Regions from separate parts of the Mus musculus genome. Here all the other regions are linked to region 4. The links are chromatin loops, found by intact Hi-C in ENCODE. Cell type or tissue: left cerebral cortex. All regions are shown on one strand. Each heading gives the region's core, and the rest is flanking DNA. Links, peaks and the distances in the headings are about the cores only.

Region 1 (6,333 bases), core at 710-5,709, 140 kb before region 4:
GAAGAGTAAATGTGATCCTGAATGCTTGAAGCTTTTCAAGCATAGAAGAAGAGCTATTTTGGAGTGTAAAGAAGTTTGAGGTAGAGTCTGTGAATAGGCAAACAATTTCCTATGCTTCCAACCTACATGAGGCTCACCGCACCAACCAGCCTCCACAAAGAAGACACACATGTCACACACAGACTCAGCCCTTAGGCTTTGGGGATTGGAGAATAGTCAGGCACTTGTGGCCAACAATGGTGTCTTCATATCCACCAGGGTGGCAGAGACAGGAGTAAGGTATTTAATACACTCTGGCTTTGGCTATGTTGACATTTTTCACTGCATGAGATCCCTTGTGAGACTGTGAGAGATTTTTGAGTCAATAGAAATGAGCAGGGAAGACCAGAAATATGTGGATCCATTTTGAAGTAGAGTAGAAGGGCTAAAAAAAAAGTTTTAATTTAAGGAGTGAAATAAAAGTATCTTGGTCAAATCCAAAATCCATATGCAGTTACTGTAATGGCTAATATTGACTGTCACATGGATGAGCCTCAGACTCTCCCAGGAGATGGGTCTCTAAGCAAATCTGGGGGGGGGGGGAGAGATTTTAGGAAGCTAAATTGAGGTGGGAAGACCCCAGTACTCAGGGAGGAGACATTCATTGGGCTAGGATACAACAGGGCCATCTGGTGCTAGAAGCCACAGTTGTACAACAGTGTCACTTTAGAATTAATATTGAAGCAATCTGGAGAGTTGCTTGCAATAGAACTGTAATCTAATCATTAAAAAATTCCAGATGTATGTTTAAATCTGTGCATTTATTAGTATCAGGAAATCATTCCAGGAAAATGTATTGTTTGCCACAATAGTACCCTCAGCAAAGTACAAGGTTATTATATACACTAAGGTAATGCCTGTCTTACAACCTATTGGAATCTGCAGCTCTGATCTACCTAATAACTGTTTAAACACTCAAGTCATGATGCAGCTTAATGTATCTACTGCGAAGAGAAAGAACCCTTAATTGCATTTTGTTTTGCTTCTCCCAAACTGAAGAATTGGAAAAAGAACTCTAATGACTTCCTTTGAAAGACCTGATTTCCTTAAATTTAGGGATCATTTTGATATAAATTGACTTCATATGGCTACTAATGTTTGTTAAATACATTGGATTCTAGAAAGAAATGAAAAGAAATAGCCGAGAAGAAATTTCACAATGAGCTGCTGATAAGATACACAGGGCATTTCTGAGAGAATCTTTAGAGTTGGTGGAATTAAATTACTGCTCTGGGTATCTATTTTTTAAGGAAAATGTGTATTTGCCTAATCCAATTTCAACATAATTCATATCCCTGTAACACTCTGAGAACACTGGCATATGGTTACATGAGATATAAATTGAGAGTATGATTAAAAATCACTGGTGTTTCGATTTCAATTATATTTCACAAAATAGACTCTGGGGGAAAAATTGTACAAGCAGGACCACAGCCTACTGCAGGATGAGAGTACAGAAAAATCTTCCACACAGGCACCCACACTCACACCCACCTACCCTTTGTTGCGCTGACTAGGCAGTTTATTCCCTTAGCAAACTCCTGGCCCTGGCCACTGGGTAGCCAGCCAGCAATCCTTGGTTTGACTGGAAGCCAGAGTCCGAAGGTTCTCAGTAGCCATCTGTGAATGTATACACTGAACAAAAGAACAGTCCAGATTTCTAAAACTCTGGCATCAGATCTGGGATGGAGTCCCAACTATCACTGTTTAAGTTTGGTGGATAGGTTCATCCTTTTTGTTGTTGTTGTTGCTGTTTGTTTGTTTGTTTGTTTGTTACCATGACCTTGACAATGTTTCCAAACCATCTGAGAAACTGTGATTATCCTGACACAGAGTAGGTATAGATCATAATGATTTAAGTCAACACGATTTTTTTCTTAGAACTTAAATGAGACACCAACACCATTTGTTCATCTTTGAAGTATCAAGAAGGATTTTAGAAATGTATTTCATCATCAACCTTTATATGCAGAATTCAAAACAAAGAGTCAGGCTTCAATTTATCTGTGCCTCATCCCATTATTAACCCAGTGTAGGGATATTGCACTTCAGTGATATAAGAGGGGAAAGGTGAAAAGGAATCATTACAGATTTTAAGAGGAAAACTAAATTATTCTTCCTTAATCTTGACAGATGGGGATTACAGGCTCCTCATTTTACTTTAAGGACCTAACTAGGAGTTCATAAATCTCAGTTCCTTCTGTCGAGTTAAGAGCAGCCCCAGCCCTGCTTATCATGATTGTAATCTCTGTACAGCCTTGTACCTTTTTAAAACACTGGAGGAGGAAAAGGACCAAGTTATATTTCAACCTTGAGATGACATTTATTATTTATTTTTCATTCTGTTCCATGTAAAGGAAGAGGAGAACAGAGCAGAGTACCATGACACACCTTGAATTGCACATTGCCAGCACACACGAGTCCCTAATATTGGCCAATTCCCATGTATAAACAGTGAAAAATCAAGCAACCAGTATTTATGCCCTGAACAAAACTCATTGACTTTTCTTCCCCAGATGCTTACCCTTGTGTTTGTCTGTTCACATGACAGTGGTGGTGGTATGCATTAGTGTTTGTCTATATTCTATCTCAGCTTTCCAGATATAAGAATTTTATAGAATCACTGTCCTAGGCCATTTTATTCCATCACTACCAAAAGTCAATGACCCCCATTTTTCTGGTTTAGTCTCCATCAATGGTTCTCATCCTGTGTGCTGTGACTCTTCTGTGGTGGTTTGCATGACCCTTCCATAGGGATCACCTAAGACCATCAGAATATATATATATATATATATATATATATATATATATATATATATATATATATATATACTATGATTCATAATAGTAGCAAAATTGCAATTATGAAGGAGCAATGAAAATAATTTTATGGTTGGGGGTCCCCAAACATGAGGAACTATATTAAAGGGTCTCAGCATTAGGAAGGTTGAGAACCACTGTTTTACATTAACACCTAGAGTTGCTCAAGTCTATATTTATCCACTCATGGGTCCACCTCCTACCTACCTTTCTGGACTTTTTCATATGTGATTAGTCATTTCTTCCTCTGCACACCCACACTAGAGCACAGGCTGCTTTCTTTACCTGGTGCTTTTCTTTCTAGCTCTCCTCCCATCCTCCCCTATTTAATGCTATCCTTGTATCAAGCTCTGGAGTAAATCCTAAATTATATTCTCAGGAACAAAACTTTCTGTTCATTTCTCTCTTTCATCACGCATTTATACTGACATGTTTATCTTTATTCTAAACACTGAAGTACAATAAGAAGAGCAGACACTTGGAAGCCAGCAGCCATAGTCATGAACTTAGCTACAGAAGGTGGAGAAAGTCTCTAAACTATCTCTAAAACTTGGAATTTTTTAAACCTAAGAATGGAATGGCATTGCCTACCTCAAAGAAACATAAGAATCAAAATGAAAATCACATTAAACAAATCAAAGTATATGACATACTACAGACACTCAAAACTGACTGTCTTTATTACTACTCTTATCCCTGTACTGTGTGTTTATCACCTCTTACTAGAATACTAGACCTTGGAACTCAATCATCTTTTTAGTCCCTATTGCACAGAGCCTAGTGATTTTCATAGTTTATCACTCAGCAAATATTCATTAAATACATTTTCAGGCTACTCTTCTGAGACCCCCACTATCATGATGTATTGTTTGACACTGTTTGAAAGGTATCAGTCCCTACAATCAAGACACCAATCATGATAATTCACAAAATTTCTTTTTGATCAGACAGAGCAATTTTTATAAATTGTAATGTACTCTAAAACCGTCAACATTCTTTAGAAAAAGAAAGCTCTTCAAAAGAGATGTGAAGAGATGGGCATGTTCAAAGAGGATAGGATAGTATTTGAGAGAACTGTAAGGTTGAAGTTAGTGCTATGTGCCACAGAGGTTTATGTGTCACACACTGAGAGGCAGCAAGGAGTCCAGCTGAATAGCCATAGGGCTGGAGTGAAGATCAGCCACCAGCAATCCAGTACTCTGCTGACTAAGGAACAGTGGCAGATGGGAACCAGTGGTGAGTTCAGCATGAAGTCTCTGCAGGTGAAATTTAATATTTAATGGTCTGGGCCAAGAGAGCTCACAGGAATTATACCTGGACAACACGGAGAACATGAATTGGTTAACCAAACTATGTGGTAGGCAGAGTGGAGGTCTCAGAAAGCAAACCCACTTATTAATTGAAACTAGTTAGAATGTTAACTAATTGCCAGTTTCTACTGTTACATAAGCAAATTCATTCAAATTTACCTCCTCAAGCGAGGAGACAAAACAAATAGGTAACTTCTGTGATGAAATTCTTCATGGGATTGAGTATGGTGTGGTAAAGGACTTTAGCAGTGTAGGGATTATCAGCTGAGCCTTGGAGAGATAAGGGTCCTGAAGGACCTGTTTTATGGTAGATGGAAGAAGATGGCCTCACAGCAGGTGCAGAGATAGGGAACTATGTTAAGGGCAACCAGTAATTTAGCTGAATGAGGCAGACTCAGAAAGAGGTAAAGCTGAACTGATTGGTGGAGATAAGATCTGAAGGAACTGTTCTCTAAACAGAAATGTGGCTAGCTTTCTATCAGAAGATCATAAGAAACAATTAAGCATATTCATGCTTAAGAAAGATTGTAAAAAATTGTTTCCTATTCCATTCTGCTTTGTCAGTTAATAAAACAATAGATACTTAGAATACTCTTGAGTTCTTCAAGCATCCAGTGCAGTGGTAGGGATTAGGCATATTACAAAATTTATTTCTCAGGGGCCAGTAAGGTATGGGCTGGTCAGCTGAAGCCCAGCAAGAAAAAGAATAAGTAGAGCTGTGAATAACCCTCAAAGTAATAGGTAAGCAATCTGAATGTTTAACCTCTCCAAGTCCAATTTCTTATCTGTGCCATGCAGTTGGTCTTAAAGCTTTCCTCATATGATTATTAGGAATGTGTATAAAATGAAGCCACACACAGATAAAATGAAGCTCACAGTAAAGTCTTCACCAATGGCTCCCATTCGCATAGGAGAAGAGTACATTTGTAATGTTCCAAAAAGTTGTAGAGCTCTGAAATAGTATTGTATGGGACTATGTACCGGACGTGTTACAAAGTATATTTTCATATATTTTGGTGTATCACATGATCCTTGTATCAGGACCTTACTTTATAAGCTGGTATCATTTCTATATTTGTGATTCACCCCTTACAGATGCTAAAATCTGATAGAGCATTGGGTATTCAACTATTAAACTATCTTCTAGTTTCTTTGAAAAAACTAATTATATTTTAAATTAATATATCTGTGAGGATATATATTGTGTGGATGGGTATGTGCCATGGTAAAGTGCACGAGTGGAGTTCAGAAAACAACTTGCAGAAGTTAATTTTATCCTTACATAGTATGTGTCCCAAGGATTGAACTCATGACCGCTTGGTGGCACAAATGTCTATAATTCAACCTCTGTATAATTTAATATTCTCTTCTGAGTGCCTTGGGTGAAAGTGCATACATACACAAAGACATAACATATACATAAAACAATAAATCTTTAAACAAACAAACAAACAAAAATGAGGTTAAGATTGAAGAAAAATTATAATTCTAGTGGATGATATCTCAATCACTATTTTATCCTCTCATATTTACTTGTTTAACAACTTAGGCAAATTTTAGCCTCTATGGGCCAGTGACATCATTTACTTCTACTATCCTTGAGCACACCACAGCCCATATCTCCCAACCTTTACTGCAGTTAAGATCTGGCATGTGACTGGATTCATGGCAATGTCTGAGGAGAAGTGAAATATTCTGTGACTCTCAAAGAAGTAGTTGAATCTGAGAGATACCTGTTGGTAGTGAGTGTGTCATATGATTCAAAAGAACACTCCAACAAATGAACCCAAGTCAAAATTGAAAGGTAAATAAATGAATGAAAATCCTCAGTGATGTGGTGATCTTAAAGAGTTGGAAATATTCTATTTTTTCTGAAATAATATGTTAACTAATTACATCATGTACACCTTTTAAATTTTAATTTCTGGTGTCAAAATGGATCATATAATTCCAGTTTTATCATGGATGCTGTTGCCCAGGCGATCACTGTGACATCACATTTACCTGTAAGCTTGATACTTATGCCTCTGGGTTACTAGATAATAGTATCTATCAAGTGTTTCAGTGAGAAAAACCATAAATCACAACCTTAAGAAAAAGCACGTAGAAAACATTGTTATTCAAGCAGTTTCCACCAACAAATAGACAAGCCTTCTATAAGATG
Region 2 (6,333 bases), core at 819-5,818, 340 kb after region 4:
TTAAAGATGGTAGTAGATGGAAATGCACTTCATTCTGTCCAAAGCTCATCACTAGGCGGGAGGAGAGCTACCCAGGATGCTCATTCAGGGTCCCAGTGTAGAGCAGGCGCCACAGTGGCTCAGTCGTTCCGTTTGCTCCTCTTAGAAGCTGTGCAGACGATGGTGCTTTTGAGGTCTGTCTCTTTGCTGTGACATCTAGTCCTGCTGCCTCATTGTTCTGTCCAAGGCTTAAGCTGGAACAACACTTCTAAGTGTCTATGGGCACAAATTCATTACATTCACTGCCACTCTGTCTTGTGTGTGTGTGTGTGTGTGTGTTTGGAAAAGAGGCTCTCACAGGCTTGGGCCAGCTGGCCAATGAACCAGGGCTTTATCTGTCTCCCTTTTTCCACAGTTAGGGTTGCAAATGCACACACCATACCCAGCTTTTCCCCCCATAGTGTCTAGGAATCGAACTAGGGTCCTTGTGCTGTCAAGGCAAGGATTTTATACAATGACATATCTCTACTGTGCTATGTCTACATTCTTGTACAATTCAGTCCAGCCAGAATTTGTGGAACTGCCAATCTGGGAAGCAGTCCTTTGTCTGTACAGTGTACAGAGCTGAGCTTATCTTGTTCAACACAGCAGCAAACGTAGTAAGGCACACTTCGTTTATTACTGTGAGCCCTTTAGGCTGTGGGCTGACACTCATGGACATGGTCCTAGCAGTTTGGAAGTCAAAGATCAAAGTGGCAGTATTGCACTTTCTGGGGAGGACCCACTGGTCACATATTTTGTCTTTTCTACCACAGCTTCCTGTGGTGGGACATGAAAGTGACAGGACAGGAGTTGACATCAGGCAAGAGGTGACTTTCTTAAGAAACTCTCCTTGGCAGAGGTAAAGCTGAGGTAGCCTAGAAGCAGAGTTCTCCTTTCATTAAAGGATAGCTGAAACAGAAGGCTCCTAAGTACGTCCCCAGGCCATCACTGAAAGAAAACTTTGTAAGTATTACAATACTTTGGAAAAGTACTAGCTTTGGGTCATTGTCCCTTGCGGTGGTTGGAATAGAAATGGCCCCCACAGACTCATGTGTTAGAATACTTGTCCACAGGGAGTCACGCTATTAGGACGTGTGGCCTAATTGGAGAAAATGTGTTATTGGGAGTATGCTTTGAAGTCTCAGATCCAAGCCATCCCCAGTGTGACATTCACTTCCTGCTGGCTGCTGATCCAGATGGAGAATACTCAGCTACCTCTTCTGCACCATGTCTGGACTAAATCTCTGAAACTATAAGTCAGCTCTAATTAAATACTTTCCTTTTTAAGAGTTGCCGTGGTCATGGTGTCTCCTAACAGCAAGAAAACCCTAAGATATTCCTTAATTAGCAGAATGTCCTTAGGCAAGTACTTGGGACCGCTGATTCTCTATATACCTATCAAGGAGGATAGAAGTCTTCTTGAACCCAAATTTAAGTTCCGGGGGGACTGAGGTATGTTAAGCTTGGTTGGCACATAGTAGGTATGGTGGTTTGAATATGCTTGGCCCAGGGAGTGGCACTATTAGGACCCAGTCTTCTCTTGTTTGCTTTCAGAATAAGATGTAGAACTCTCAGTCTCTCAGCTCTTCCTGTGCCATATGTACCTGGAAGCTGCACGTTCTCGCCTTGATAATAATGGACTGAACCTCTGAACTTATAAGCCAGCCCCAATTAAATATTGTACTTTATAAGAGTTGTCATGGTCATGGTGTCTCTTTACAGCAATTGGAACCTAACTAAGACAATAGGGACAAAACTTTCCCCTATGTCTCTGATGAGAATTTCTATTTTTTTCCCAAGATAATGAGGACCCACTTATAGAAAGACCAAATAGAGTACAAATAATTCAAGTAAAGGCAGAAAGATTCTAATTGCCATTTAACCCAATTTTAGGGACATTTCCAAGCTGCTCCTCTCCTCTGGTAGCCCAAGAGGAGCAGTGGGCTTACCTGCTTCAGGTCTGGGAAGTAGACTGTGTCGTGTCCAACAAGGGCTCCAGAGATCCCTGCCACTGCCTTCCTTCAGAGCTGTGTTCTGGACACTGGGTTTTATGTTGCAATATTAACAGGGCTCTGCAATCCTAAATGCTGTAAATCTTCCTCCCGCTTCCTGCAGAAGTAATTGCCTCACATGCATAAAACAGCCTGCTGAAAAGAGTTCCAGGCTGCTCCTCAACTCCCTTTCCACTGAGTAAGCATTCCTATAAAGATGGCTCTGGCACCCAGATGGTCTGTGGGAGGAAATCACAGCAACTCATCGTGCCAAGACACACAGAAGGTCTATGGTTCACAATGGAAAGGTAGGTATCTCGAACAAGGCAGAGCCCAGGGTAATAAAAATGCCTTTTATTTCCTACTTTCTTTCACAGTAGTAGGCTTTATTCTGAATCTCACCAGAGGCTTGTAAGGCATTAAAAGCAATAGTTCCCTGCCGCCCCTCCCCCCCCAACTGTTTTTGTTTCCTAGAACTGAGTTTGCCTAGGTAGGCAAGGCTGCTCTCTGCAACAGGATGGAAAGGTTGAGAAATGTCATTGTTTGTGGGGACACTTCCTAAAGGCCTGGGGTGAAGGACAAAGGCGCTTCCACCTCCCTAAAGGGGCAGGCAATTCACAAAGCACATTTCTGTCCATGTAGTACGAACGCTATGTCTGTTCAGCTATGCAGTAATACACAGGGATGGGTGGCATATAAAATGCCATACATCAGAATTCAGAATTTGAGGTCTGGTGAGGATCCATTCTTCATAGACAGTCTGACTGTATTCTCACTTGGGAGGGGATCCACAAGTTCTCTCAAGTCTCTCCTTAGATGGATGCTAAGGGGTTTTCCTCTCATGACCTAGTCACCTCTCAAGGCCCTCAGTTCTTTCAAAAATTATCTCTCTCTGTCTCTCTCTGTCTCTCTTTCTCTGTCTCTCTGTCTCTGTCTGTCTCTGTCTCTGTCTGTCTGTCTGTCTGTCTGTCTCTCTCCCTCCCTCCCTCTCCCTCTCTCTCTCTCTCTCTCTTGTCTTCTTTTTTCTTTTTCCCTCTTCTGTTTCTTTCTGTCTCTCACCTAGTCTACCTCCTTTCCTCTTTCTTGTTTTTCCTCTTCTCTCTCCTCTTCTTCATTCTTAAAAAATTCTTTCTTTCTTTTTCTTACTTTCCCTCCCTCCCTCCCTCCCTCCCTCCCTCCCTCCCTCCCCCCCCCCCTCTCTCTCTTTCTTGACTCAGGGTCTCATTATATATTTCTGGCTGTCCTGGAACAATGAAGATCAGGCTGGCCTCAAACTCATAGAAATGTGACTGCCTCTGCATCTGGAGTGCTGAGATTAAAGGTGCTAACCACCATGCCCAAGATCGCTTCCTCCTCTTCTCCATCTTAACTTTCATCCTTTACCATGTCATCTGTTTGTATGTCTGAGTCTTTCTGACTCTGTTTCTTCTATATCACAACATGTACATTGATCAATTCCACAGGTTTCTTAAACCTTCTGAAACTCATTCATGCAAACTGAGGAAAGAGGCTAGTAGACACCCACATATCCCCCCATACCCAATAATCTTGCTTTGATTTATATTCGAGCTGTGAGTTAAGTTTTTGTCCCTGTAAACTGTGGAGGATAAAATTATACTACACTGCTTACTGACAAGATCCCTGGCAGAGGTGACTAAGGGTTGATCTGAGTTCCTATTATGGCAGTTCCAGGGTGCAATCTGTCATGTAGGAGGGAAGGCATGGGGGCAGGAGCTTGAATCAGCTAGTCACACTCCATTGTCAAGTAGCAGAAGAATGAATACCAACCAGCCTTGGTATATCAAGTTGCAGTAAGACTTGGCACATCTCCTATTGAAGCGAGACGAGGCAGCCCAATAGGGGGGAAAAGGGTCTGAAAATCAGGCAATAGAGTGAGAGACAGTCCTGTTCCTACTGTTCCACATGAAGACCAAGCTACACAACTGTTACATATGTCCAAAGGGCCTAAGTCAGTCTTACTCATGCTCTCTGGTTGACAGTTAAGTCTCTGTGAACCCCTATTGGCCCAGGTTAGTTGATTCTGTAGAGGTTTTTTATGGTATCCTTGACCTCTCTAGTTCCTTCAGTCCTTCCTTCCCCTTTTCCACAGGATTGCCGTAAGCTTCGCTTAATGCTTGGCTGTGGGTCTCTGCATCTGTTTCTATCAGTTGCTGGGTGAAGCCTCTCTGATGATAATTATGCTAGGCTCCTGTCTGCAAGTGTACCAGAATACCATTAGCAGTGTCGGGAGTGGGCTCCCTCTCATGGCATGGATCTCAAGCCTGGCCAGCCATTGGTTAGCTACTCCCTTAATTTCTTCTCCATCTTTACCTCTGCACTTCTTGTAAGTAGGACAAATTGTAGGTTGACAAATTGTAAAATTATGGCTGGGCTGGTGTCACAATCCCTCCATTGGAAGTCTTGTTACAGGAGATGGCCAGTTCAGGCTCTGTATCTCCATTGCTAGGAATCTTAGCTAGGGTCACCCTGATAGATTCCTCCCCTTTTCTGAAGAGAAAGGGAGGAGGAGTGGATGGGGGAGGGGAGGTAGGGAGAAGAGGGAGGGGAAGCTGCAGTCAAGATGTAAATAAATAAACAATTTTTTAAAAAGCAGCAGAAGAGTGAACAGTGCTCAGCCTACCCGCTCCCTCCTTCCCTCTCGTTTTTATTCATTTCAGCATCCCAGCTCCTGTAATGATGCTACCAACATCTCACCATCTAGGGTAAGTCTTCCTATCTTAGCTAAGTCACTGCTGAACCTTCCTCACAGACATGCATGTCCAGAGGTGTGTCTTTTCAGTGATTTTAGATTTTGTCAACTTGACTCTCAATACTAACCATTACTGTGCTCCTTTCCACAGCCACAAACTCAGTTCTTATTGATGAGAGATCCATACAAGGTCCTCATCAAACAGTGTCCCTCGATGAAGTGGGAGACTGATGCATTCGTTCTGCCCACAAAGCAACACAGAACAGCAATGCATCTTGTGAGGATCCTTCAACCTGGACTCTGCAGAGCAGAATCCTCAAGAAGGAATATATATATATATATATATATATATATATATATTCCTGTATATGTGTATATATATATACATATATATGTGTTATGTGACAAGGCTATCTGCACATCACTACCTAATCACTGGACCATACAATCACCATCCAGATTTCCCTCCCATCCAAACCCGAGTTTGGATTCCAGAACACATGAAAGCCAGATAGGTAGCAAACATCTGCAGTCTTAGTGCCCCTAAAGGCATATGAGAGGTAGACACAGAGCATCCCCCAGATGCTCACAGACCAGAAGCTCCCATGGCATACATAGTGGAAATCAAGAGGCCCTGTGTCTCAAACAAGGTGGAAGATGAGGATTCATATTTAAGGTTGTCTTCTGACCTCTTCATATGTACTGTGGCACACCCAAACACACACACACATACACAGAAAGAGACACAGAGACAGACAGAGACAGAGTAGGACTGCCTTTTGTATCACTATTACAATATTTGAATACTTCACATTAAGTCTAGGTTTCTGCATTAGAAAGGAAAGCACTACAGCAAGAATCACTTGGAAAAGCCCAAGTCCTTGCATGTAAAGTTAGCAGGGGTCTGGGGGAAGACTATGGAGCACTGGGATGGAGGATGGGATCCAGTGTGGAAGTGCTCTACTCCCACGTTGCTACGTGTGAATGGGCATCCTAGCTGTGTCTCTTAATCCCTCCTGCCTCTGTGTCCTCGCCTGAGGAGTGAGGAAGGCATTGCATAAAACCAAGGTTGAGGTAGCACCTTGCAGATTGTGCAAGGCATTGACAATAAATGGGAATAACCCTGGTTTTTATCCTGAATCCCAGCCATTCTGCATATCTGGAACTTATGAGACCAGTGGCTCAGAAAGCTTGGGACTATCTGGACCTCATTTTTAGTCACTCTCGAAAGCCATTCTCTAAGCGGAGGGCCTTGAGCAACAGAGATCCACGTGATCTGGGAATGATCCAGGTTAAAGCCTCCACTGGACAGAAGCCCGGTGCATGCAGTGGTCCCCCCTATTAGGAAGCCCTCTGGCCCTAAGACTGACAGTACCTACCATGGTTAACTATCAGTCAGACTCTGGGCTTGAACAAGCAGGATGTTGCCATGACAACCTCTTGCAAGTGTTCCCAGAAGGAATGACAAGGCCAAGGGCTTAGTTGCTATTTCCCTTCCCGTCAAGAAGTCTGAAAGCAAGAATGGTTCTGGGTACGAGGTCTCCTAATGCTAGCAGGCACACAGGTCCTGCCTGGGTTACACAGGTGGTAAGTGGCAGCTTTGGCACATGT
Region 3 (6,333 bases), core at 886-5,885, 78 kb after region 4:
GTGGAAGAGCAAAGGAAGCTGTCCAAAAAGTCATGCCTGGTGAACATGTCAGACTAACCAGAGCCTGGAGCCCCATTCCCATGCCTACACCCCTCCCTTCATTCAGACGACAATTCTCACCTGGAATTCAGGTCTGGAGGGAAGCCAGAGAAAACCATGGCTACTCGATTTAACAAAACCTTGAGCTCTATCTACTTTTACTCAAATATCTATCTAAAATTATCATGGGAGCAAGAGTCAAATGTGTGGTATGAAAAGCACTGGACTCAGAACCAGGTAAGGTCAGCCCAAACACAGTCTCCAAGTTATAACTTCTGGGGAAATCACTTAACCATCATTACATTAAACCTACATTCTGCCCCTGTAGAATTGGACTGATATTTCCTTCCAGTGTCAGTATAAATTCAAGGAGTCTTTTAAAGTCCAACATCATATAATCAGCATTATGATCATTAGCACTCTAAAGGGGAGACAAAACTCACCTATGAAATCATTGCTTTCTTACAGTGGTTATTTTTGTTTGTTTCTTTGTTTTTTTTAATTATTGATCATTATTCTTCTTTTACTTGTTTTTACAATAGGTAAATTCTTTGTTTTCCTGCTCTCATGTTCTTAAAATCATGGAGCTGCATGGAACTTACATTCCTCCAGGCAGCTATCAGCCTTTCCCCTTTATTTATAAGCATTTTTTTCTCTTTTCCTTCAACAAACTTCTAAAGTTGTTATATATTTTTAACCTTTCTCAGAAAAACACATTCAGACATACACACCCCTTCTGCTATTGTTTGTTTTTATATTATTAATGCAAATATTTATCTAAACTATTTTTCTTAATAGTTTTTGTAATGTTTTTTCAGATGGCCAGTGATTCCAGTATAGGTTTGCTTGGTGTCTTACTTCTTTCAAAAACTATGTATTTCAGCCTATCACTTTTCCATGGGGTGTACACTTAGATGTCCTGTAAATACTGGAGGAAGTAGGACACTTTGTCTGCCATCTCTATGCTACTCATACTTTGCCTCCATAAACTGTTAACCCAGACTCTCTTGCTGAACCACATCCCATTGATATTGCTAATGGGAAGAAGTGGTAACAGGAAATCAAGAAAACACAAGAAATGAGATGTTCTAAACCCTGTCCCCCTCCTTGTGGCAGCTCCTGCAGTTGCAGGTGTCATTGTCTTCTCTAGAACATGCCTCTTCCTTGATTCCAACACAGCTACTTCTCCCAATACTTTTCTCACCTCTCCCCTTCAAGCTGGGTGTGTAAATTCTGGCTCAAAACTGCTAGTCTTTACAATATCCCTTAAATTTGTTTAAAAATCAGTAGATACTATTGACCTCTGTATCTATGGGCTCTATTGCCTTGGCTTCAAAAATCCCCAGGTTAAAATAATGTTCTAAAGTTGCCTTGTCAACTTTATATGCCCCAGTACAGGGGAATACCAGGGCCAAAAAGGGGGAGTGGGTGGGCAGGGGAGTGGGGGTGGGAGGATATGGGGGACTTTTGGTATAGCATTGGAAATGTAAATGAGTTAAATACCTAATAAAAAATGGAAAAAATAAATAAATAAATAAATAAATAATAAATTATAAAAAAAAAATAAAAATAAATAAATAAATAAATAAAGTTGCCTTGTCAGTGATGGAGAGTGTGGCATTAGAATGTGTCTCTACTATCCATGTTGCTTGTCTTATCACATTTCCATAACCAATACAGCATAACAACTAGCTATAACACAGTTATAACATTAAGTATTATATAGAAATGAGTTTAAGCATATAAGAAGATATGTGTAAGTACAATAAAAATATTAAACCAGAGCATCCTCAAGTTTGGTGTTTGGGGGAAGTCCTAGAATTAGTGATATAAAATTACTTAGAAGGTAGTTGTAGTTACTTTAATAAAGTGTTTATTTGGAGCACTTGAATGGAGGTCTATTTTCACTGGGACTGAGCTGTGTGACAAATTCCTTTTTCCATAAAGACTTTACTCATCTCAAAACTAATTTTCCCTTTTATCCAGCATCTAAAGATTACTTGGGAAAGTATGTCATGATTCCAAAATTTAAGACTATCTCATCTGTTATACTTAAGCTACCCTTAGCCTTGTGGGGACTAGAAAAATAAATCTTGGACATGCCTTACTCAAAACAAACAAACAAACAAAAAACAAAACAAACAAACAAACAAAAGAAAGTTTATGTTCCACAAACACAAGAAAGTAAACCAAGCAATAAGAGTATGTAGGATCCAGAAAACAGTGAATCCAACAGACAAAAAGTATGACTCTGATGGATAGAAGGTAAGTTCCCCCAATGCCAGAGATGAATCTAAAATGGAGCAGGAGTGCAGGCAACTGGAACAGGGCTGGGACCCATAGCTACTATGCTTGACTCCACTCAAACTTTAAGAATTAAGAATGGCTAACAGTCACTCCATAGCAAAGTAAGTGAAGGAAGAGTGGCATGATGAGCTCAAAGAAAAATTGAAAACTTGTATGAAAAAAAAAAGACACATAGAAAATTATATAGATCCTCTCTGAGCAGTGTTACATAAGACTAAAGAGATTAACAGTGAAGGTGGATTTAACACCAGCCTGGAATGTGTCACACTACGGCTAACAGAGGAGCAGGGCTGAGCACTATAGGCACAGAGAGGAGGCATGTGAGTGCTAAACCCTTTATTTCACACAAGAAATCCAATGTTCAAGCTGTCATTTAAAAGACAAAGCACGGTGTGGTGAGTATATTATATAGAAATATGGGAAGAAATACTAAAACAAGTATCCAATAGACTTGAAACAAGCCATTCTAGGAAGCAGTGTCTTAGGGCGTGGTGAAGGAGGGAAATGAAGAACTGTTGTGTGACTTTGGGGCTAGAAGCACTGTTTTGATTGTTATACTATGTAAATATTACTTTGGTAAGAAATTAGATGCTACAGAAAAGAAAACAAAAGCAAACAAGCAAATAAACAAAACCCCAAACCCCTCAACTCTCCTTTACCAGACAAACAAAAACAAAACAACACAGAGGTTCTAGAAAAAGTAGTTGTAGAAATCACTAATGGCGTAGTGTGGATGACAGGAATTGGCCTTCCCATCTCAATTGCAACAGTATAATGACTGGGGATTTCCCACACAGCTTTCCAGGACCTCTAAGGAGGGGGTTTGATCTGACCCTTAAAGGGGTTAGAAATCCTGCTTCCACTCAGCTAAGCCGCTGTGCTGGATGCTACTATCAATGCTCATTATATTCTCAATATCAACTTTTAAAATTTGATCATATAGTGCTTGAAATTAAAGAGCAGTTTTATTCTGTTTCTCATGGCAATATAATTTTTTCCTTAGTCATTCTCCTTCCTACACTCCTACACAGAACACATTTTCCTCAGCATTGTGGGGGCGGTTCACAGCATATATCTGGAAGCTCATCCCGAGCACAACAAACCAATTAGCTGCTAAGAAAAGCACCACAGAGTGCTCTTGCCATTTCTTTTGACTCAGATGTTGTATGTGAATCACAACTCATCACACAGGGGCTGTGTGACTGCGCATCAGGTCTGCAGCAGCTACAGCAGCCACTGCTTTCTTCCAGACCCCGCAGGGCCTCTGCCCGGATGTGGTGGTCCTCCAGACTGGCCCGACGGTCAGGAGAATCTTCAGACCATTGACAAGGTGGAGGACAGCATACCACAGTAAGCACCTGTCCTTCGCTGTACATGATGACACTGTGGACAGTGTATAAACATTTTACCTCAGAGGTCCTGCGTCTTTAGAAAACTTCACACAATACATGCACACAAAAATAAAAGGCTCAGAGATTTGCAAGCCCCTATTGGAAGCTTCTAGAAATTCAAGGATACACTTAGCAGCCTCTGTGGTAGTCAGAGGAATAGCTGGCTGGGGCCTTGGGAATCAAACACCATCAAATGCCTGGGTGTATCCTTTTTCCCATTATCCTCCACATGCAGAAATGGAGACCTCTGTGAAGGAAACTGCCCAGATGTTATTTTACTAGCAGTGACCCAGAATTGCTGTGCTCAGAACCTGGCTCCGGACAGCGCAGGGAGTCACAAAAGACCACTTGCTCTTAACCCGTCAGTTCAACAAACAAGAGTAAAAAAAGAAATGGGAATATATTTGATGCAAACATATTTGGAAGAGGGATAGAGAGGATCAGTGACACCCTCCCCCAACCCAACATCAATCTTTTGGTAATAAAATTTTAAGATTAGGTCCAAATAAAGAGTCAGGGTATTTATAACGAAGCAGTCTTTGTCAAGGTGCGGTCCCACCTATTATCCCAGCACAGTCTCTCCTACAAAGTGATATAACAAGTTGTCAGAGCTATGTGAAATCTCTTTTCCAGCAGATAGTTCCCCTTCAGGTTGATATGTTTTTTTTTTTTTTCTTCACTGCATGATACTCCTGGGAAACGATTGATTTGGGGGGTCCACTGTTCTGGTAGTCTGATAGTCAAGGCCAGTGGCACAAGTATATCACATGAATGTCTCCATTGCTGCCAGGGTGGCGAGCTTATGTCACCAGTGATGAAATGGAAACGGACGTCTGAATGCAAGCTCTTGTTTTCTCTGTTGCCTTTTCAGCCTCTCATACTTCCAGCCGCTTCCTACTTATGGAAACTAAAAATGGAGCCCATTCTGGAGAGTTATGGAGACGTTATCACGCTGCATTTTCCCCAGGGAAAGAAGTTTGATAAATTATTTAAATATCCACTTTTCTCCACTAAAATATACACTATGGTTTTTTTCTAAGTAAAATGTGGAAACACTTATTTTACCGAGCCATTTATATGCACCATCTTTCTTCTTAAGAGCATCTCTTCTCTCATATCCACTGCTTTGGAAACCCCGGGAGATGTAATGAGATATTGATTGCCCTCACTCTTGTCTCCACCCTAGTTTAATGATTCTACAACTTCAGAATAATTTTTGTTCAAGAGGCACAAATTCAGAAACAGCTACTACAATTTTTTAAGTTAGCATGTGACATTGGGCTCAAAATTACTTATAAGTATTTCAACACATCAGCTACTGGGTTTGTTTGTTTGCTTGCTTGTTTGCTTGCTTGCTTGCTTGCTTGGTTTTTATGTCTTCTACAAAAATGTTATAGAAAAAAAAAGAATGTTCCATTACTGTGGCTTGGGGACAATGGCTCAGTCAAAACCTTACTATGTGCAAGCATGAGAAGCTGAGTTCAAACCCCAAACCCCATATAAAACTCAGTATGTGGTGTTGTAATTCCAAGGTTGACCACTTGCCTACACACACACACACACACCAACACACACACACACACAATTGTTAGCCTCAAATGAGACTTCCAATACCCAAGATAGGTAAGCTACAATAAAATTGAAGTGTTTAAATTTTAGACTAGGGGCCTGAGGATATATCTCATTGGTAGAGTATCTATCAAGCACGTATAATGGGTTTCATCTCCCACACCACAAAATAAGAAATAAACATTGGCCCTTCCGGTCCCCACCAGCAATAGGGTAGCTTGTGCACGGAGTCTGCTCACACCTGCAAGCTACCCACAAGACCCTCCATGGGATCTTAAGACCTCTGGTGTGTGGAACCCAGCTGCTGATCCAATCCAATCGCACGGGACCTGAGACTGCATTAATTAGTGAAGCAGAAAACCAGGCCTGATCAAGGGCACAAGGCCCTTCTGATCCCGCCAGAACCAGGATACTTTGGGCACAGAGTATGCGGACACCCAAAAGGTATACACAGGACCCTCCACGGGATTTTAAGATCTCTGTGAGTGGACCAAAACATCTGCCAAGAGATATCTGGGCACCTTCCCTGCAAGAGGAGAGCTTACCTGCAGAGAGTACTCTGAACACTGAAAGTCAGGAGAGAGCTAGTATCCCAGGTCTACTAATAGAGGCTAACATAAACACCTGAGGAACAAGATCTAACCAGAGACGACTACAACAACTAATTCCAGAGATTACCAGATGGCGAAAGGCAAAAGTAAGAATCTTACTAACAGAAACCAAGACCACTCACCATCATCAGAACGCAGCACTCCCACCCCACCCAGTCCTGGGCACCCCAACACACCCGAAAAGATAGTCCCTGATTTAAAAGCATAACTCATGATGATGGTAGAGGACACCAAGAAGGATTTTAATAACTCACTTAAAGACAGGAGAACACTGCTAGGACCTTAAAGAGGAAGCACAAAAATACCTTAAAGAATTGCAGAAAAACATGACCAAACAGGTGATGGAATTGAATAAAACCATCCAAGACCTAAAAAGGGAAGTAGACACAATAAAGAAAACCCAAAGTGAGAAAACG
Region 4 (6,333 bases), core at 762-5,761:
CAACCCTGAGATTCCACCTTACTCCAGTCAGAAAAGAATCTTGAGAGGAGGTGAAAGAGTCAGAGATACACCCACTCCCACTGGTAGGAGTTCCACAAAAACATGGAGCTAACAGCTATAACATATGCAGAGGACCTGGTCAGACACATGCAGGCCCCTTATTTCATTCTCTGTGAACCCATGTGAACCCTGCTTAGTTGATTCAGTGGGCCATGTTCTCCTGTTGTCCTCCAAGCCCCCTGACTTCAACAATCTTTCCTCTCTTTCCATGGGATTCTTCAATCTCCAAGTTTAAACAAGATCATCTATGCAACCATGGGTTTGGAATTGTCCATTGGAACATCATTGGCTCCCTAGTGGTTTCACATTGAAGGCAATAACAGCTGCCCCTAGATTCCATAAGTAGCCAGCACCTTAGTAGGGAGGGTCAGAACCCCATATGCCCCATTTCAATGGCTGATTGTTCTTAGACCCACATACAGGCCCATTATAATTAGCACTGTCAGGTTATGTATTTTCCAAATGACATCATTTCACATCCTGTCTCCCTGCCTTTGAGTCTGAAATTATTTCCTTTCTCGGTAGCCCAGTTTTCTATGGCTTATTTTGGTATTTGTTGGTAATATCCAAATGTTTAACTCAAGGACAAATATCTTCTCTTAACTCCTGACCAATTCTGCTTAAGTAATATGATCTATAGGACATTTGAGTTCAGAGAACCCACAAGTACCTCAAAGGCAGGGTGCTCAAACCTCAGTTCATCATTTTAACACACACACACACACACACACACACACACACACACACACACAACCTACTCAACTCTTTCTTCTGTTTCCCAACGCAACAACACTTGTAAATTTTGAAAATGTAATTAGTGTGTGTGTGTGTGTGTGTGTGTGTGTGTGTGTGTGTGTGTGTGTAGCATACTTATAATAGAAGTTTGAGCCGTAATGTTGATTCTGGGAAGTAAACCCAGGTTCTCTGAAAGAACAGTTAGTGTTTCTCACTGTCAAGTTATCTCTTTAGTTTTGAGCAATGCTCCACTCCTATCATACAATTCCAGGTCTCCAACAATCTGTGATTAATTTCTTCCTTTTTAGCACACTAACTCAGTTCTCTTCACATTTCCAAGTTGGTTGTAACTACTAGATAACTGGTTCACTACATTCAATCTTCCTGTTCCATTTGTTTCTCTTTTCTATCATCAAGTGGATCTTCAAACACTGAAACTCTAACATCATATTTTGAAACCTAAACTCCTTGAGACGTAAGATGTTTCTTGTGACTGGCTTCCTCCTGCCTCAGATGCACCCTACATTTCACTTTTCTCTTTCTCTTCTCTGAAGAGCTTCACTGGTACAGAATTCCACATCTTCTTGATTGTTCTCTGAGGAAAAGATCTGTCTTCTTACTTGACTCTTGGGATCCCACCCATTTTTTTTATGATTCCATCTTAAAAACATGAACAACATTCAAGCCTCAGCTTGCCCTCAGCAACTACACTCCTCCTCAATGGAATGTACTCTTGGCTTTGTGAATTTGCCCTTGGATATGTGTTCCCCATCTGACTGTTTGCTCTCAGAGAGCAGAGCTCATGCTACCTACATTACTGCATCTCCCAAAACAGTTGATATCACTTAGATTTTCAGAGACTGTGTCATCATCCTGACATAGAACTGTGCAGACCTGTGGGGTCATTCTCTACTGCAAAGCTTAGAGAGTGGAGAAAGAACTCATCCTATGGAAGTCTTCTTTCACCTGAATAAAACAGCAAAAGCAAAAAGCACTATCCCATCTGGCACGGTTCCAGAAGATGAAGGTAATTCCTTCAAATAATTAGCCTGTTCCCTGAGGATAGGAGAGATGGTTTTCTCCAGACTAGAAAATGTTTGTCATTTATCTTTTTCATTAAGTCACCTTTCTCAGGGTTGAGACTTTAATGCTTCCCCAAATTGCTTATTAGTGTTCCTGTCTTAGAACTCTACCACATGTTGTCAGGAAAGTGTTTCTCTGTCTTTTAACCATGGAGAGCTTCCAAGATGATTATAAGAGTTTTCATTACATAGCATTTAACACTCCTCCTAGACAACTACCTTCTTTCAAAGAGAAACTTCAAGAACTCTTACCTCTGAGATACCCTCTCACCTGTCTCATAAGTTGCCCTTCACTTTGTATTCAACAAATAATACTGCATTTGTCTGCCTGACTGCCATCTGCCTGTCTCTATATAACACCATAAGTTCCTTGAGGATAATATCTGACTCTTGTTCATATTTATATCTCTATTGCTTTATATAGTGCCTAGAATGTGAGGAACATTAATAATTTGATGAAGTAAGAGGAAATGAAGGTTGATACTACCAGTCCATATTGGAGGGATGAGCCAAACAGATTCATACAGCCATTGCCAACATAGTCTCTCAGCAGCTAGGGCTGCCTATGATGCATCCCCATGATAAAAGTAGGCCTGTAAATAATTGATCACTGATTGCAAGGGGGCTCATGGAGTCTGATCCACTACTGCTAAACTATTGGTAACTGATGGATACTCATTGCTTCACTCGTGCACCAAATGGTAAGCCCACCAGGCTCTGGCAGAGGGTTTTAACCCTGTGGCCACATAGACGGCTCCAATTAAAACCAGGTGGTCACAAAACAAAAGAAAATACAGGAATGTGGGAAGGTGTCCTGTGGAGAGGACGGTTGGGGATAACAAGAGGAGGGGGCAGGTAAGAGTATAGGAAGTAAGCAAAGACAGAATGTGCTAGAAATGTGAGAAAGTATCGAAGAATAAAATTAATGAACAAAAAAAAATTCAAAAGGAGAGAAAAAACACATATTTTATATTCCTGTGGTAAACATATTCTCTAAAGGCATGATGGTCAGGACAGATTGTGGACTCCCATGTTATAAAACAGTGAGAATTCAAAACGGAAGTTAGCATTCTAAAGCTGGAATCTTGGCTTTGCATTAGACTGTGGTTTGGCAAGGGGCTTATTACCTGCCTTAATTTCTATCCCTGGTAGGATGAATGTGTGACTATTCATATTCCTCTGGACTCCTTCCTGCTGTCAACATCTCTAAAGCCATGATGGTACCATCCCTTCCACCCACAAAGCCTTTCTGTCCCGGCCATCAGTACTCTGCCACCCTGTTACGATACACCTCCACTCATCCTCCACATTTGCCTCTGCTCCATCTGTTTGGTCAGATTTGTCTCCAAGTACACTCATCCCTGTCCATCAGCTCCCTGGAAGCATGGCTTCTCTTAGAATCACCTCCTACTCGATGCCCAGTGAGCTGTCTTCTCACCCTCCTTCAGAAAGATCTGTAAGTTACTTGCCTCCCAGAAACTGAGATCAATCTGCAAACAGCCTTTGTACATGGGAAAGTGTATGGGAGTGCGGGGTGAGCATCCTGTAATAATAGCCACCATTAGAACATGCCAGTCGCTCTGACTTGTGTCAGCATCTCCCATTTCATGTAGGTCCTCCAATAACTCTGAGTTACTTCTCATAGTCACACATTCTAAAGAAGCTGATATTCAGGGTAGACCAGCAGAGTTAGACTAAGTGGTATAACAGACAGAATTTAATTTAATTTCAGGCCTTCTACTTGCAGCTCTTGTTGGCATCCACTTTCTCCAGAAGACACACACACACACACACACACACACACACACACACACCTGAAGATAAAGTCTTCATTAAAGCTGCTCTATCATTTGACTATTCTGTGATGACCATCTCTACCATCTCAGTGTAAGACCTGCACAAAGGACATACAGTTACCTTGTGCCAAACATCTGCAAAGCAGCCAATAGTGAACGATGAGCCCTATAGAAGCAAGGTCATATGTGGAGGATACTCAGAAGTGACATTCAAAACTGAGACCTCAAGCCGGGTGTGGTGACGCATGCCTTTAATCCCAGCACTTGGAAGGCAGAGGCAGGCAGATTTCAGAGTTCGAGGCCAGCCTGGTCTACAAAGTAAGTTCCATGACAGCCAGGGCTATACAGAGAAACCCTTTCTGGAAAAACAAAAACAAAAACAAAAAAACAAAACAAAACAAAAAAAGATACCTCATGACATGTCCATCCCCTTATACGAAGGAATTCAGCATTTTAGTGTTCCTATGAACTTGGGTTATATCTCTTTCCAGGGTGCTGATCCCTATATATGTGGAAACAACTTACTCCTTTTACATGTAGAAAAGCTGCTGCCTTCTCTGAGTCAGAGCCTACTCTAAGCAGCCTGTGGCCTCTAGGCTTCTTTCATCCTCAGAGGCTTCACCCTTTGCTCTGGGCCTGTGCATCCTGGTGCACACATAGCCCTGTGTCCCCCTGACCTTTGCCCCACTGGAGGAGGTCAGGTAGCCCAGTAGCCAGGTTAAACTCCCTCTCTCCTTAAAAGGTTATGTTCTCCAGCAGCTGGAATTCCTCCTTATGCAAATTGGGCATCCCCAACACCCTGGCCCTGCCCAATAATATACACTCACCTTGATAACCCCTACTGACCCCCAAAGTTTGAAAAAGCCTTTGTCTCCCTAAAATGAGCTGTCTTACCAAAGCTGCCTCCTGAGAGACTGCTCTCCCTGCACTCACCCCTACCTGCTGGTCCTACCTAATTTCCCTACCCAGTGGTTTCTATCACAGAATTATCACACCACTATGGGCAGAGAAGCAGAGCCTGAGCAGCAAACTGGCTGTCACTGTCTGGAACTTGCATCTTCCTTATCACTTGGCCATATACTCCTCAAGAGTTAAAGTGATTACCGTTATTTTCGTGACAACCAGGATAACTAACAAATGCTAAATGCTTCAACATACTTACAGATGAATAGATGGATGGATGGATGGATGGATGGATGGATGGATGGATGGATAAATGAATGATGCTTCTAGGATGATCCCACATCAAAGTTACTTTCTCTTTTCAAACCCTCATTACCCTATAGAACTCTCCCAAACCAAACAGCCCAAGACAGTGAATTTACAGCTGGCATATCTGCAAAACATTCTAAGATTTCTACTTTGTTCTTTTGTTTGTCAGAAAATATTGGTGTGAATTGTGAAATCCTGTTTACAGCATCTTCCAAGTATGTATCAAGGGGTCAGTGTATGAATTAGGAACCAGTTTGTGATACTTTGAACCATGGGAAAATGTAAGATGCCGAAGTGAAGAAATTCCAAAGACTTCAATTACATAAAAAAGCAGAAAATCTGAACAGAAGCAGATTCTTCCCATCATTTCCTATGCCACAGCACCACCATCTATGAAAAGTCATATGGTATTTATACTATTCTTTAATATTCATAATACAATAAGTATAATTAATCAGATCATAATGTTAGACAAGTTCCCTATTTATTGTCTTGTAGAAGTCTCAGCAGGAAGAACTCAGCAAGAAAAGACACAGAAGGCCACAATAAAACACCAACCAGCATTCTCTCTTTGAATGAAACAGCAGACAGAGGCAACTGCTTACCAAAGATGTAGCCTCAGTATCACTCATTCCAACAGTGTCTATGACTCTCTTACAGATGTGCCCCAGGGACAGAGTAGACAAGCCACTTCATCTCTATAAGCAGATTTGATGGATCTGAGATGTGTGTGTGTGTGTGTGTGTGTGTGTGTGTGTGTGTGTGTGTTGTTAGGCACAACTGGGGCTGTCTAATTGGGCTTGTGGGTTGGTAGTCAGAAAGACACCTGTGACAGTCAAGGGCCCCAGTTATTTTCATGTGTGAGGGTTTTAATGCACACTTGGCCCTGTATAACTAGGGATGCTGATGGAGATGGGACCTTACTTTAACCTCTTACCATTTGGTCCTGATACACACCTCTTCCCTCTGGTATTCTTGTGCATTATTTCTCCAGGCTCAGGGATACTTACCCTGGCCTACTTCCAGCCCCAACTTTATTGAATTTCAAATTCTTTTCTCTGTTCCCTGGCTCAGAACCCAGGCTTGATTATGGCCAGGTCCTTCTCCACACATCCCTCCACTGGGAAAATATTCTATAACAGCACAGCCAACAACAGGAACTTTATCTAATTAATGTACAGCAATTAGTGGTAGAATTTGAGCAAAACCGCACTCTTCTATTGCTTAAAAGTCTATAAGAGGACTTTAAAATGTTGAAAGGTCGTCCTACAGTAAATGTGTCTAAGTCTGTACTAGCAGTCCTGAAGGTGTATATATATTAGCAAACTAGTTAGGTAGCATTAGTCTCATTTAAATTGAAGAAAAAAATTAACCATGTGTCAATCAGCTGTTGCATATATGAGTAAGGTAACACTAATAACTTTCACAAGATCTTCACAATAGTAAAT

What was found. Peaks named below come from ENCODE experiments on the same cell type or tissue, not always from the same donor. Only the 100,000 strongest peaks of a DNase experiment are listed, where the experiment ranks them.
Region 1: it touches region 4 in a loop (2.2-fold over the local background); 2 of 42 quality-filtered maps call a loop at or near these places.
Region 2: a loop joins it to region 4, with 7 times the contacts of the local background. A loop is called at or near these places in 2 of 42 quality-filtered maps.
Region 3: a loop joins it to region 4, with 8 times the contacts of the local background. A loop is called at or near these places in 2 of 42 quality-filtered maps.

The regions. Positions count from the first base shown.
Region 1 is chr12:14,078,229-14,084,561 of GRCm38, reverse strand. No RefSeq gene overlaps it. Among named protein-coding and RNA genes, the nearest start is that of Lratd1, 71 kb to the left of the region's middle. In left cerebral cortex, for the core only: no CTCF peak of the experiment used is centred there; DNase peaks (open chromatin) are centred at 1,565 and 3,099.
Region 2 is chr12:13,594,680-13,601,012 of GRCm38, reverse strand. It overlaps a transcript of Nbas not described here. Among named protein-coding and RNA genes, the nearest start is that of Gm35725, 30 kb to the left of the region's middle. In left cerebral cortex, for the core only: no CTCF peak of the experiment used is centred there; DNase peaks (open chromatin) are centred at 2,234 and 3,712; H3K27ac peaks cover 821 bases.
Region 3 is chr12:13,858,570-13,864,902 of GRCm38, reverse strand. No RefSeq gene overlaps it. Among named protein-coding and RNA genes, the nearest start is that of Gm35890, 190 kb to the right of the region's middle. In left cerebral cortex, for the core only: CTCF peaks have their summits at 1,158 and 3,616; DNase peaks (open chromatin) are centred at 2,675, 3,431, 3,890 and 4,625; H3K27ac peaks cover 1,213 bases.
Region 4 is chr12:13,936,578-13,942,910 of GRCm38, reverse strand. No RefSeq gene overlaps it. Among named protein-coding and RNA genes, the nearest start is that of Lratd1, 210 kb to the left of the region's middle. In left cerebral cortex, for the core only: no CTCF peak of the experiment used is centred there; a DNase peak (open chromatin) is centred at 3,222; H3K27ac peaks cover 339 bases.